Linked DNA regions of Homo sapiens: region 2 is linked to region 1. Evidence: chromatin contacts called from ENCODE Hi-C or POLR2A ChIA-PET data. All regions are on one chromosome and are shown on one strand. Each heading gives the region's core, a stretch centred on a gene start or an enhancer-like site at or near the end of the contact. The rest is flanking DNA. Distances are from core to core; before and after follow the strand shown.

Region 1 (5,691 bases), core at 1,329-3,828:
CCACCATGCTCAGCTACTTTTTGTATTTTTAGTAGAGACGGGGTTTCACCATGTTGGCCAGGCTGGTCTCGAACTCCTGACCTCATGATCCGCCCACCTTGGCCTCCCAAAGTGCTGGGATTACAGGCGTGAGCCACCGCGCCCGACCCAAATTAAGGTTTTTAAAACTGGTTGAAAAGGTATAAAAACAAGTGTGTTAATCTGGGAAGGAGGGTTGAGAGACATACCGAAAACGGGGATGCCCTGAGGGCCACTTGAACTGGTGCTTCTTGCGAAGGTGCACGGTGAGGTTGTTGCCCCGTGTGAAGCATTTGTCACACACATGACATTTGTACCTTGGCTCAGAGTCTCCCTGATGGGGAAGGAAGGGAGAAATGAGACCAGCTCTTCACCCCAGGGTCCCCCATACTTCCACTAGTCCTTCCCAACACCAGCCCCACTCACTTCATGTACTTTGCGGTAATGGGACTTGATAGAGCAGAGGGATCGGGCACTGAAGGTGCAGTTCTCAAAATCACACCTGTAGGCTGGCTCCTCGCTGTGGGTATCCAGGTGCTTCTGGAGGTCAATAAGATTCTTGCAGCTGCCATGAGAAATCAGGAGGGATTGGAGGACATGGGGAACACTGGAACATGAGCTGTTTTCTGGTCCCTGGTCCCCCTTACCTGTAGTCACAACAGTCACATTTAAAGGGCCGGTCCTCACTGTGACGAAAGCGCATGTGGTTGCGGAGGGAGGAAGGCAGCGGGCAGGTCATGTCACACAGAGGGCACTTATAGTGATTCACTGAGAGAAGCAGAGAGGAGGCTGTGATGTGAGAACTTGTGGAACCTTGGAGGGCAGGAGGGAGGCTGTGGGCCGCAGGCCACTCACCATGGTTGCGCATGTGGTCCCGCAATAGCCGCTCTGTGGCAAATCTCTTGGAACAGTGAGAACACTGGAAGTGCTGCTCTGGGGTGGGGCAGGCAGAAGAAAGGAGGGCTGTAGGTGATAGTGGAGAGGCACAGAAAGGAGAGGGGAACCATCCCAGGCAGAAGGGAACCACCCAAGGAGAAAAGGAGAGCTTAGGGAGCTATGAATGGACACAGTATCATGGAAAGAGCATGGGACTTAGAGAACCTGAGTTAGAATTCCAGCTTCACCACTTACTAGCTGTGTGATCTCAGGTAAGTGATTTAACCTCTCTGAGCCTCAGTTTCCTCATCTGCAAAAAGGGGGATAAGAAGCCTACCTCATGGGGCTGTTGTGAGGATTCCCTAAGTAACTGATACGAGGTACAGTAAGTACTGAATAACAATGCCTACGAATCTGAATCAGCAAAGAGACTATGGGAGGTGCCTGAGCCCAAAAAGAAGAGGCAGCCAAAAGGCAGGTCTCTTCAGTGGCCACCCCCACTAGAAACATGCCCCTAACCCATTCCAAGCAGGACAGCCTGCATCCACCCCACTTCCTCTGACTACTTACGATCCAATGAGGTCTGGCGACGGATGTGATCTAAGAACTTGGTATTGTTGGCAAACATGCCCCCACAGGTGGGGCAGGCTACCACTTTCTCCTGGGTATGGCTGCGGAGGTGCTCTCGAAGTTTACTGCGGTCCTTGAAGGTGCAGGTACAGCCTGGGAAGGAAGCCCTATCAGTCTCCTGCCACAAAACCCCAGTTTTGCCTAGGATCTGGTACCCCTGAGTCTCTCCAGCCGGCAGTCAACCTTGCCCCTGTAGGACCCCTATCCCTTTCTGTCCCAGCTCTTCAGGAACCCCAGCGTTTCCTCCAGAAGCCACAAGTTAAGAAGCAGCCCTACCTTTCCAGCCACACAGCACCACCGGGTTGTCCTTGCCGACTGCTTCGTATTCACAGCACAGACTGTGTGCTTCCACATGCCGATAAAACCACTCAGGATTGTCGAAGGAATTCTGTGCCAGGGGCAACTTGGGGTGAGGACTGAGGGTGGGTAGAGGGACTCACCCCTATGTGCCCGAAGAATTCTTGGCTCTCTCCCAAATTAACTTGATGGGGATGGGAAATTTTGAGGAAAGGCACTGCACAGAAATGGAGGAGTGGCCGGGTGCGGTTGCTAAACCCTGTAATCCCAGCACTTTGAGAGGCTGAGGCAGGAGAATCACTTGAGGCCAAGAGTTCGAGACCGGCCTGGGCAACACACCCAGACCTTGTCTCTACAAAAAATTTAGAAGTTAGCAGGGCATGGTGGTACATGCCTGTAGTCCTAGCTACTTGGGAGGCTGAGGTGGGAGGATTGCTTGAGCCCAGGAGTTCAAGGTTACAGTGAGCTATGATTGTACCACTGCACTCTAGCCTGGGCTTCAGATCAAGAGCCTGTGTGTAAAAAATAAACAAATTTTAAAAGAGCAAAAGAAATGGAAGAGAGATACTAGCAGGAATCTTGGAAATATAAGGCATCCCTGAAAGGGACAAGGCATCAGAGTTAAGACCCCCAGCTTCCTTCCACCCCAATTACTGGCACTGCCTGCTGACCTCACAGTGCTCCCACAGACACAGGAAGTGGTCAGGGATATCAGGGATGACGTTCCGGCTCTGGAAGTCCAGGATGCAGGGGCCAAGGTCAGCCTGGCTTTGCAAGGCCTGCAGCCCCCACTGTTTCAGCTTGGTGTGGTAGCAGTGGAAGTAGACATGGCGGATGAGGTCAGCAGAACTGTCCAGAGAACAAAAGCCACATTCCTGCCACAAGCAGGAGAATTCTTCCTCTGTAGAAAGGGGTTTAAAAGGAAGAGTCTGACACTTTCCAAGGCTCAGGTCACCTTCCACCTGCAGCACTAAACAGAGAGTGAGGAGGCTGGACTCGTGAGGAGGCTGGACTCTAACCAAATTACCAGGGTTCATTTAGCAAATACCAGTATTTAATGACCATAAATTGTGTGCCAGTTAGAGGGACTATAACAAGTAAAAAGTGTCCCACTCCTTGCCCTCACATAGCTTTCAGTCAGGGAGAAAGCATATTCATCAAATAATCAGATCTATAAATATAAAACTGCAACCAGTGATGAGTGTTACAAAGCGGGGATATACATGGTGCTATAAAAGCATTAAACAGAGGTCATTTGACATGGTGTTCTGAGAAACGTCCCCATGTTGAACTCTGAAGTACGATGGATGAGTATCTGTAAATAGGTGAAGAAGTGTGGTCTAGGCAGAGGTGAGAGTGTGTGCAAGGCCTATGCCAGAAACAGACAGCAGAAATGGCCGGCACGCAAGTCCTCTGACTTGAGTTTCTGCAGTTCCTGATGAAGATGCTGCCTCTCGATCTGACACCTCCCACTTCTCCTTGTAAAACCACCACTCCTCCTTCCCCTCATGTTTTGCTCAAGATCTGCCTTCTCCAAGAAGGCCCCATCAACTCTTCCAATCCATTTCCTATCTCTCTAGCATCCCTAAGCACTGTATTTTCAGCGCTTTATATAAGTTAACTTGTTTTGAAACACAGATACTTTAGAAAATATAATCATTCCCCAATTTTGCCTTTGTATAAATATGACTTGAATTTTGAAACTATCAATTATGGTTCATAGTCATCAGACTTAAAACAGAATTTGGGGTGGGAGAAGGAGAGCTGCCTCCATATTTCCTGTAGAATAGAGTTTTTCAGACTGTGTTGTGACCCACTAGTGGGTTAGGAAATCAGTTCAGTGAACTATCAACCACATTTTGGGCCGGGTGCGGTGGCTCACGCCTGTAATCCCAGCACTTTGGGAGGCCGAGGCAGACAGATCACGAGGTCAGGAGATCGAGACCATCCTGGCTAACACAGTCAAACCCCGTCTCTACTAAAAAATACAAAAAAAAATTAGCTGGGCTTGGTGGTGGGCGCCTGTAGTCCCAGCTATTTGGGAGGCTGAGGCAGGAGAGTGGCATGAACCCGGGAGGCGGACCTTGCAGTGAGCGGAGATCGAGCCACTGCACTCCCACAAAAAAAAAAAAAAAGAAAAGAAAAATGTATTCCTGCCAGATGCAGTGGCTTATGCTTATAGTCCCAGCTGCTCAGCATGCTGAGGCAGGAGGATCACTTGAGGCCAAGAGTTTAAGATCAACCTGGTAACATAGCAAGACTCTGTCTCTAAAAAAAAAGTGGCTTTGGTCGGGCGCAGTGGCTCACGCCTGTAATCCCAACACTTTGGGAGGCCGAGGCAGGCAGATCACAAGGTCAGGAGTTTGGGACCAGCCTGGCCAATATGGTGAAATCCTGTCTCTACTAAAAATACAAAAATTACCCGGGCGTGGTGGCGGGCACCTGTAATCTCAGCTACTTGGGAGGCTGAAGCAGGAGAATCACTTGAACCCGGGAGGCGGAGGTTGCAATTAGCCGAGATCATGCCATTGCACTCTAGCCTGAGCAACAGAGTAAGACTCCATCTTACTCTGAAAAAAAGTTTTTTTTTTCCTTTTTCTTTTAAATCCTGCCACACTTATTAGTACCGTGACTTTGGGCAAGTTATTTTATTCCTCTGTGCCTCCGTTTCCTTATTTGTAAAATGGGTATAATAATAGTGCCTATCCCATCCTGGCTAACACAGTGAAACCCCGTCTCTACTAAAAATACAAAAAAAAATTAGCTGGGCATAGTGGCATGTGCCTGTAATCCCAGCTACTCGGGAGGCTGAGGCAGTAGAATTGCTTGAACCTGGGAGGTGGAGGTTGCAGTGAGCTGAGATCGCACCACCACACTCCAGCCTGGCGACAGAGCAAGACTCCATCTAAAAATAATAATAATAAATAATAATAATAATAGTGCCTATCTCATAGGCTCTTTGGGAAATAGTGCTTTAATGTAGGTTTAAAAAAGTACTGGCCGGGCATGGTGGCTCACGTCTATAATCCCAGCACTTTGGGAGGCTGAGGCGGGCGGATCACCTGAGGTCAGGAGTTCAAGACCAGGCTGGCCAACAGGGGCATCCTGGCTAACATGGTGAAAGCCTGTCTCTACTAAAAATACAAAAAAAAATTAGACGGGCGTAGTGGCACGCACCTGTAATCCCAGCTACTCGGGAGGCTGAGGCAGAAGAATCGCTTGAACCGAGGAGGCAGAGGTTGCAGTGAGCCGAGATTGCACCACTGCACTACAGCCTGGGCAACAAGAATGAGACTCCATCTCAAAAAAAAAATAAAGTACCCAGCAATACTTAACACACAGTAGGTACTATAGAATACAGTTCACTATTGTTATTGTTTTCAGATTGGATTTTATTAAAATCCCAGTTATTTGCTATTGATAAAAGGCATACCTAAAACATAAGTCAGACAAAGGTTAAAAAGTGAGAGATGGGGCCAGGTGCGGTGGCTCACGCCTGTAATCCCAGCACTTTGGGAGGCCGAGGTGGGCGGATCATGAGATCAAGAGATTGAGACCATCCTGGCCAACATGGTGAAACCCCATCTCTACTAAAAGTACAAAAATTAGTTGGGCGTGGTGGCGCGCGCCTGTAGTCCCAGCTACAAGAGGCTGAGGCAGGAGAATTGCTTGAACCTGGGAGGCAAAGGCTGCAGTGAGCCGAGATCGAACCATTGCACTCCAACCTGGCAACAGAGCAAGACTCCGTCTCAAAAAAAAAAAAAAAAATTGGAAGGTGGGAGTGGGGTTGGACTTGGTGGCACAAGCCAATAGTCCCAGCTACTTAGGAGGCTAAGGTAGGAGGATTGCTCGAGGCCAGGAGTTTGAGAT
Region 2 (5,691 bases), core at 812-3,311, 110 kb before region 1:
TAAATAAATATCCTACCAGTGAACTTATTAAGCAAAATTCTAAGTCTTATCTTCTTTTTGAGATTGAGTCTTGCTCTGTCGTCCAGGCTGGAGTGCACTGGCATGATCTCGGCTCACTGCAACTTCCACCTCCTGGATTCTAGCGATTCTGCTGCCTCAGCTTGCCAAGTAGCTGGGATTACAGGCGTGCACTGCCACACACAGCTAATTTTTGTATTTTTAGTAGAGACGAGGTTTCACTACATTGGCCAGACTGTTCTCAAACTCCTGACCTCAGGTAATCTGCCTGCCTCAGCCTCCCAAAGTGCTGGGATTACAGTAATGAGCCACCACCCCTGGCTGAAAATTCTAAATCTTTTGATATAACCACCACCCCAGAAAGGTTAAACTAATTTCACCCCTAATGCAACCTGGTATGGCAATACCCATGTCCCTGCACCCTCTTTTGGAATACTCATCATAAATAGATTTGAGAGAAAAATTTTTTTAAAAAAGTAAAAAAAAGTAGATTTGCCATTTTTGCCACTTTTGCAAGCCAAAAGAAACAATTATTTTAGGCCTAGCAAACTGGTTTCTTTTTTTTTTTTTTTTTTTTAAAGAGTCAGGGCCTTATTCAGTCACCAAGGCTATAGTGCAGCGGCTCAAGTGATCCTCCCCACCTCAACTGCCTCCTGAGTAGCTGGGACTTCAGGTATGCATGCCACCACACCCAGCCAATTTTTCTTTTTTAAATTTTTTGTAGAGACAGGGTCAGGGTCTCTCTATGGTGCCGTGCTGGTCTTTTTTTTTTTTTTTTTTTGAGATGGAGTCTCACTCTGTCACTCAGGCTAGAGTGCAGTGGTGCAATCTTGGCTCACTGCAACCTCCGCCTCCTGGGTTCAAGTAATTCTCCTGCCTCAGCCTCCTGAGTAGCTTGGATTACAGGTACCCGCCACCATGCCCAGCTGATTTTGTATTTTTAGAAGGGAGGGGGTTTCACCATGTTCACGCTGGTCTCGAACTCCTGACCTCAGGTGATCCAACGCCTTGGCCTCCCAAAGTGCTGGGATTACAATCGTGAGCCACTGTGCCCAGTTTCAGGCTGGTCTTAAACTCTTGGCCTCCACTGATCCTCCTTAGTCTCCCAAATCACTGGGATTACAGGAATTACACCATACCTATCCCCAATCTATTTCTTATTTGCCCACCTCTCTTCATTTTAAATTCCTCCTCCCTAGTCTCATCAATCTAACATGGCCTAGAATACTAATTTAGTAACCTATCCATCTATTTCCATCATTGCCACAAGACCTTACCTATTTTCCAGACAGCAGCCAATACTGTCACTGTAAAATACAAGTGGATCACATCCTTCACCTGTTCAAAAGTTCAGTGGCTTCCCATTGCACTATCTATCCAGTTGCTCAAACTAGAAATCTATCCAATTCATTAGCAAGTCCTGGTATGTTAGCTTTAAAATACATCAAATTCTGCCCACTTCTTTCCATCTCTACACCCATCACTTTGGTCCAAGCCATCATTGTCTCTCTCATGGACTGAAAATCTTTTTCAGGACCCATGTTGCTGTCCCTTTCCTAAATGCAAGGACATTTTTAACCTAAGTGAAAATCTCTTCCCACCAAGCCCAAATTCCTGAACACAAAGATCTAAACTGCCATTACCTACCAGAAGAATTTTGCACACTTATTGAAAACCTATTTTCATGGTGCTAGGAAAAGATTATAGCTGCACAAACACTTTTGTCTCGCTTGTTAAATACTGTTCCACCGGATGATAATATGGAGGTTATGCTTTGGAAACTAATGGAAAAAGACATAATATAAGCTTATAAGCTTCATGAAAAGAAGGGACTATGTACTATTCAGGAGCAGTGCCTACCATAGACAAAATACTCAATACTAATTTTTTTTCCTTTTCCTACCTCTAAGAAGGCAGAATTACATTAGAAAAGCTTAATCCTACTTGCACAATGAATACAATCAAGTTTTTAAAATTAACTGCACTGTATAATCCCATTCGGCTTCTACTGTAACTTCCTGTACACAAATGAAAACAGGTGCAAAACCCAGAAAGATCAAAGGCAAAACAGAGGCTTATGGTTTTACTTAATTCATTTTTTATAAAGTCTAAGAAAAATGAGGGCAAATTTATCTTTGGAGAACTTAAACCAGCTAATAATAACTAAAATAAAATCATGAAGCAACAATACTATACAATAATAGATAGAATTATGTACATTCTTTTTTATTTTTTATTTTTTATTTTTGAGATGGAATCTAACTCTGTCGCCCAGGCTAGAGTGCAGTGGCACAATCTCGGCTCTGCAACCTCCACCTCCCAGGTTCAAGTGATTCTCCTGCCTCAGCCTCCCGAGTAGCTGGGATTACAGGTGCCCGCTACCACACCTGGCTAATTTTTGTATTTTTAGTAGAGACGGGGTTTCACGATGTTAGCCAGGCTGGTCTTGAACTCCTGACCTCAGGTGATCCACCCACCTCAGCCTCCCCAAGTGCTGGCATTACAGGCATGAGCCACTGCACCCAGCCAATTATGTACACTCTTATAGAGAAGATTTAAGAGACTGGCTCCTCAACACCCAAAAAACTAGGAACAAACTCCCCCATGCACATGGCTATGAAGGAACACATATGTCTCCCAAGCCACAGTCGATTAGTCTAGAGGTCTGCAACTGGCCTCTGCTGTACTAATCCCAGTACTTAACCTCTCCTTCCAGAGGTTGGTCCAGGGACAATCAAATGCTCTATACCAAGCCAAAGTGAAAACTGGAACTAAGAGTCATATCTTCTGCTACAGCAGAAACTCTTAAGATATAAAACTTGGGTGTAATAGAGACCAAACTTTTCTGCAATTTACGCATTAATCTGCACTGAGTATGGAAGTAATACCAGAAGAATCAAAGAGAACAGACAGAGTCCTGGCAACATTTCAATCCTGGTTTCAGTTGTTCCTGAGGCTTACCTGCATTCTTGCCTTTAGTGCAATTTTTCTTTTTCTTTCTTTTTTTTCTTTTTTTTTTTAATTGGTAACAGTCTCACCCTGTCACCCAGGCTGGAGTGCAGGGGCATGATCTCAGCTCACCGCAAACCTCCACCAACCGAGTTCAAGCAATTCTCGTGCCTTAGCCTCCCAAGCAGCTGGGATTACAGGTATATGCCACCATGTCCAGCTAATTGTTTTGAATTTTTTAGTAGATATGGGGTTTCACTATGTTGGCCAGGCTGGTCTCCAACTCCTGACCTCAAGTGATCTGCCCACCTCAGCCTCCCAAAGTGCTGGCATTACAGGCGTGAGCCACCATGCCCAGCCTCTTTAGTGCAATTTAAGATACTCATTTTTTCTAGAATTTTATGAGTCAACAAGTTTCTACTTTGGCTTATTCAAACTAGTTTTCTTTTCAAGATTCTTTCTATGTACTATATTTAACTAGCACTCAGCTGTCCACAACTCACCTATCAAAAAAAGAAAAACCACGAATGAAACATAAAAGGTCTCTAACAACTGTTTATGATAAAACAAAAAAGCAAAAAAAAAACAACAACCAAAAACTGAAAAACAAGACATGTAAGGAAACTTCTTTAACCTGATGAAAAGCCTTTACAAAAATCTCACAGCTAATATACTCAATGGTGAAAGGCTGAACATTTTCCTCCTCAATACCAAAAAGACAAAGATGGCCACTCCTGATATTCCTATTCAACATAGCCAAGAATAATTAGGCAAGAAAAAGAGATAAAATGCATGCAGAAAGAAAAGGAAGAAGTAAAACTACCTCTAATTGCATGTGACATGATCTGGTATCTAGGAAAGCCTAAGGAACCTACTAAAAAGCTACTAGAGCCAATAAGTAAGTTCTGCAAAGTTGTGGAGTACCAGATCAACATACAGAAGTCAACTATGTTTCTATATATGAACCTAAAATTAACAATTCCATTTACAATAGCATCAAAATGAACAAAATAGGAATAAACTTAACTAAGAAGGCAAAAAACTTGAACACTGAAAACTACAAAACATTACTGAAATACATTAAAGAAGATATAAGTAAGGCCAGGCAAGGTGGCTCATGCCTATAATCCCAGCACTTTGTGAGGTGGAGATGGGCAGATTGCTTGAGCCCAGGAGTTTGAGACCGGCATGGGCAACACGACGAAACCTCGTGTCTACAAAAAAATACAAAAATTAGCCAGGCATGATGGTGCGCACCTGTGGTCCCAGCTACTAGGGAGACTGAGGTGGGAGGATCACCTGAGCTTGGGAGGTGAAGGTTGCAGTGAGCTGAGATTGAGTCACTGTACTCCAGCCTGGGCAACAACAGAGTGAGACTCTGTCTAAAACAACAAAGACAAAAATGAATAAAAATATAAGTGGAAATATATCCAGTATTCATGTAGCGGAAAACAGTATTGTTAAGATGGCAGTAATCCCCAAAATGATCGGCAGATCTAATACAATATCTACCAAAATTCCTGCTGCTCTTGTTTACTTGAGATGAACTCTCGCTCCGTTGCCCAGCCTGGAGTGCAGTGGCTTGATCTCGGCTCACTGCATCCTCCGCCTCCTGGGTTCAAGAGATTCTCCTGCCTCAGCCTCCAGAGTAGCTGAAATTAGAGGTACTCGCCAGCACACCTGGCTAATTTTTTGTATTTTTAGTAGAGACGGGATTTCACCACACCGGCCAGGCTGGTCTCAAACTCCTGATCTCAGGTGATCCACCTACCTTGGCCTCCCAAAGTGCTGGCATTACAGGTGTGAACCACCACACCCAGCCCCTGCTGCTCTTTTTGATAAGAAAACATTGTATTTAGGGGTCGGGCACAGTGGCTCACTCCTGCAATCCCGGCACTTTGGGAGGCCGAGGCGGGCGGGTCACATGAGGCCAGGAGTTCGAGACCAGCCTGGCCAACATGGTAAAGCCCCATCCCTACTAAAAATAGAAAACTTAGCCAGGGGTTGTGGTGCATGTCTGTAATCCCAGCTACTCAGGAGGCTGAGGCAGGAGAATCGCTTGAACCCGGGAGGCAGAGCCAAGGTCATGCCACTGTACTCCAGCCTGGGTGACGGAGCAAGACTCTATCTATTAAAAAAAAAAAAATTGTATTTGGGATCAAATTGACAGGCTGATTCTAAATTCATGCAGAAATTCAAGGGAGGCTGGGCACAGTGGCTCACACCTGCCAGCATTTTGGGAGGCTGCAGTGGGCAGATCACTTGAGGTCAGGAGTTCAAGACCAGCCTGACCAACATGGTGAAACCCCGTCTCTAGTGAAAATGCAAAAATTAGCTGGGATTGTTGGTGCACACCTGTAATCCCAGCTACTCAGGAGGCTGAGGCAGGAGACTCGCTTGAACCTGGCAAGAAGAGGTTGCAGTGAGCCAAGATGGCGCCACTGCACTCCAGCCTGGGTGACAGAGTGAGACTTCATCTCAAAAAAAAAAGAAATACAATGGATCCAGAATAGCAGCCAAAACAATCTTGAAAAACAAAGCTGAGGAACTCACACTTCTTGATTCCAAAGCTTTAGTACAAAGCTACAGTAATCAAGATGGTGTGGTACTAGCATTAAGATAGATATGTAGATTAATGAAATGAAACTGAGAGTCCAGAAATAAACCCTTACACTTATGGTCAACTTACTTCCTTCCTAAAATGGCAACAAGTCCATGCAATTA

The links. Hi-C counts contacts between places; a loop is a spot of excess contacts on that map. ChIA-PET counts read pairs that join two places held with the same protein, here RNA polymerase II (POLR2A). Pooled maps may share reads with other maps.
Region 2: a loop to region 1 is called in a map of endothelial cell of hepatic sinusoid, with 2.2 times the contacts of the local background. The contact joins two enhancer-like sites. A Hi-C loop is called at or near these places in 1 of 168 maps with a recorded cell type or tissue (endothelial cell of hepatic sinusoid) and 1 of 50 pooled maps. POLR2A ChIA-PET finds 5 or more read pairs at or near these places in 8 of 52 experiments (B cell, CD8-positive, alpha-beta T cell, Caco-2 and 5 more).

What each region holds. Positions count from the first base shown.
Region 1 is chr11:119,127,756-119,133,446 of GRCh38, reverse strand. HINFP (histone H4 transcription factor) reads right to left here. Exons shown (of 10, transcript NM_198971.3): 3 at 2,493-2,722; 4 at 1,801-1,912; 5 at 1,465-1,617; 6 at 874-951; 7 at 666-786; 8 at 445-583; 9 at 228-352. Among named protein-coding and RNA genes, the nearest start is that of HINFP, 9.0 kb to the right of the region's middle. Within about 2 kb of position 2,578, at least 2 of the 41 ENCODE cell types and tissues checked have a DNase peak (open chromatin) inside an H3K27ac peak, as active enhancers do.
Region 2 is chr11:119,237,646-119,243,336 of GRCh38, reverse strand. The region is part of intron 2 of CBL (Cbl proto-oncogene); the gene reads right to left. Among named protein-coding and RNA genes, the nearest start is that of CBL, 34 kb to the right of the region's middle. Within about 2 kb of position 2,061, at least 2 of the 41 ENCODE cell types and tissues checked have a DNase peak (open chromatin) inside an H3K27ac peak, as active enhancers do.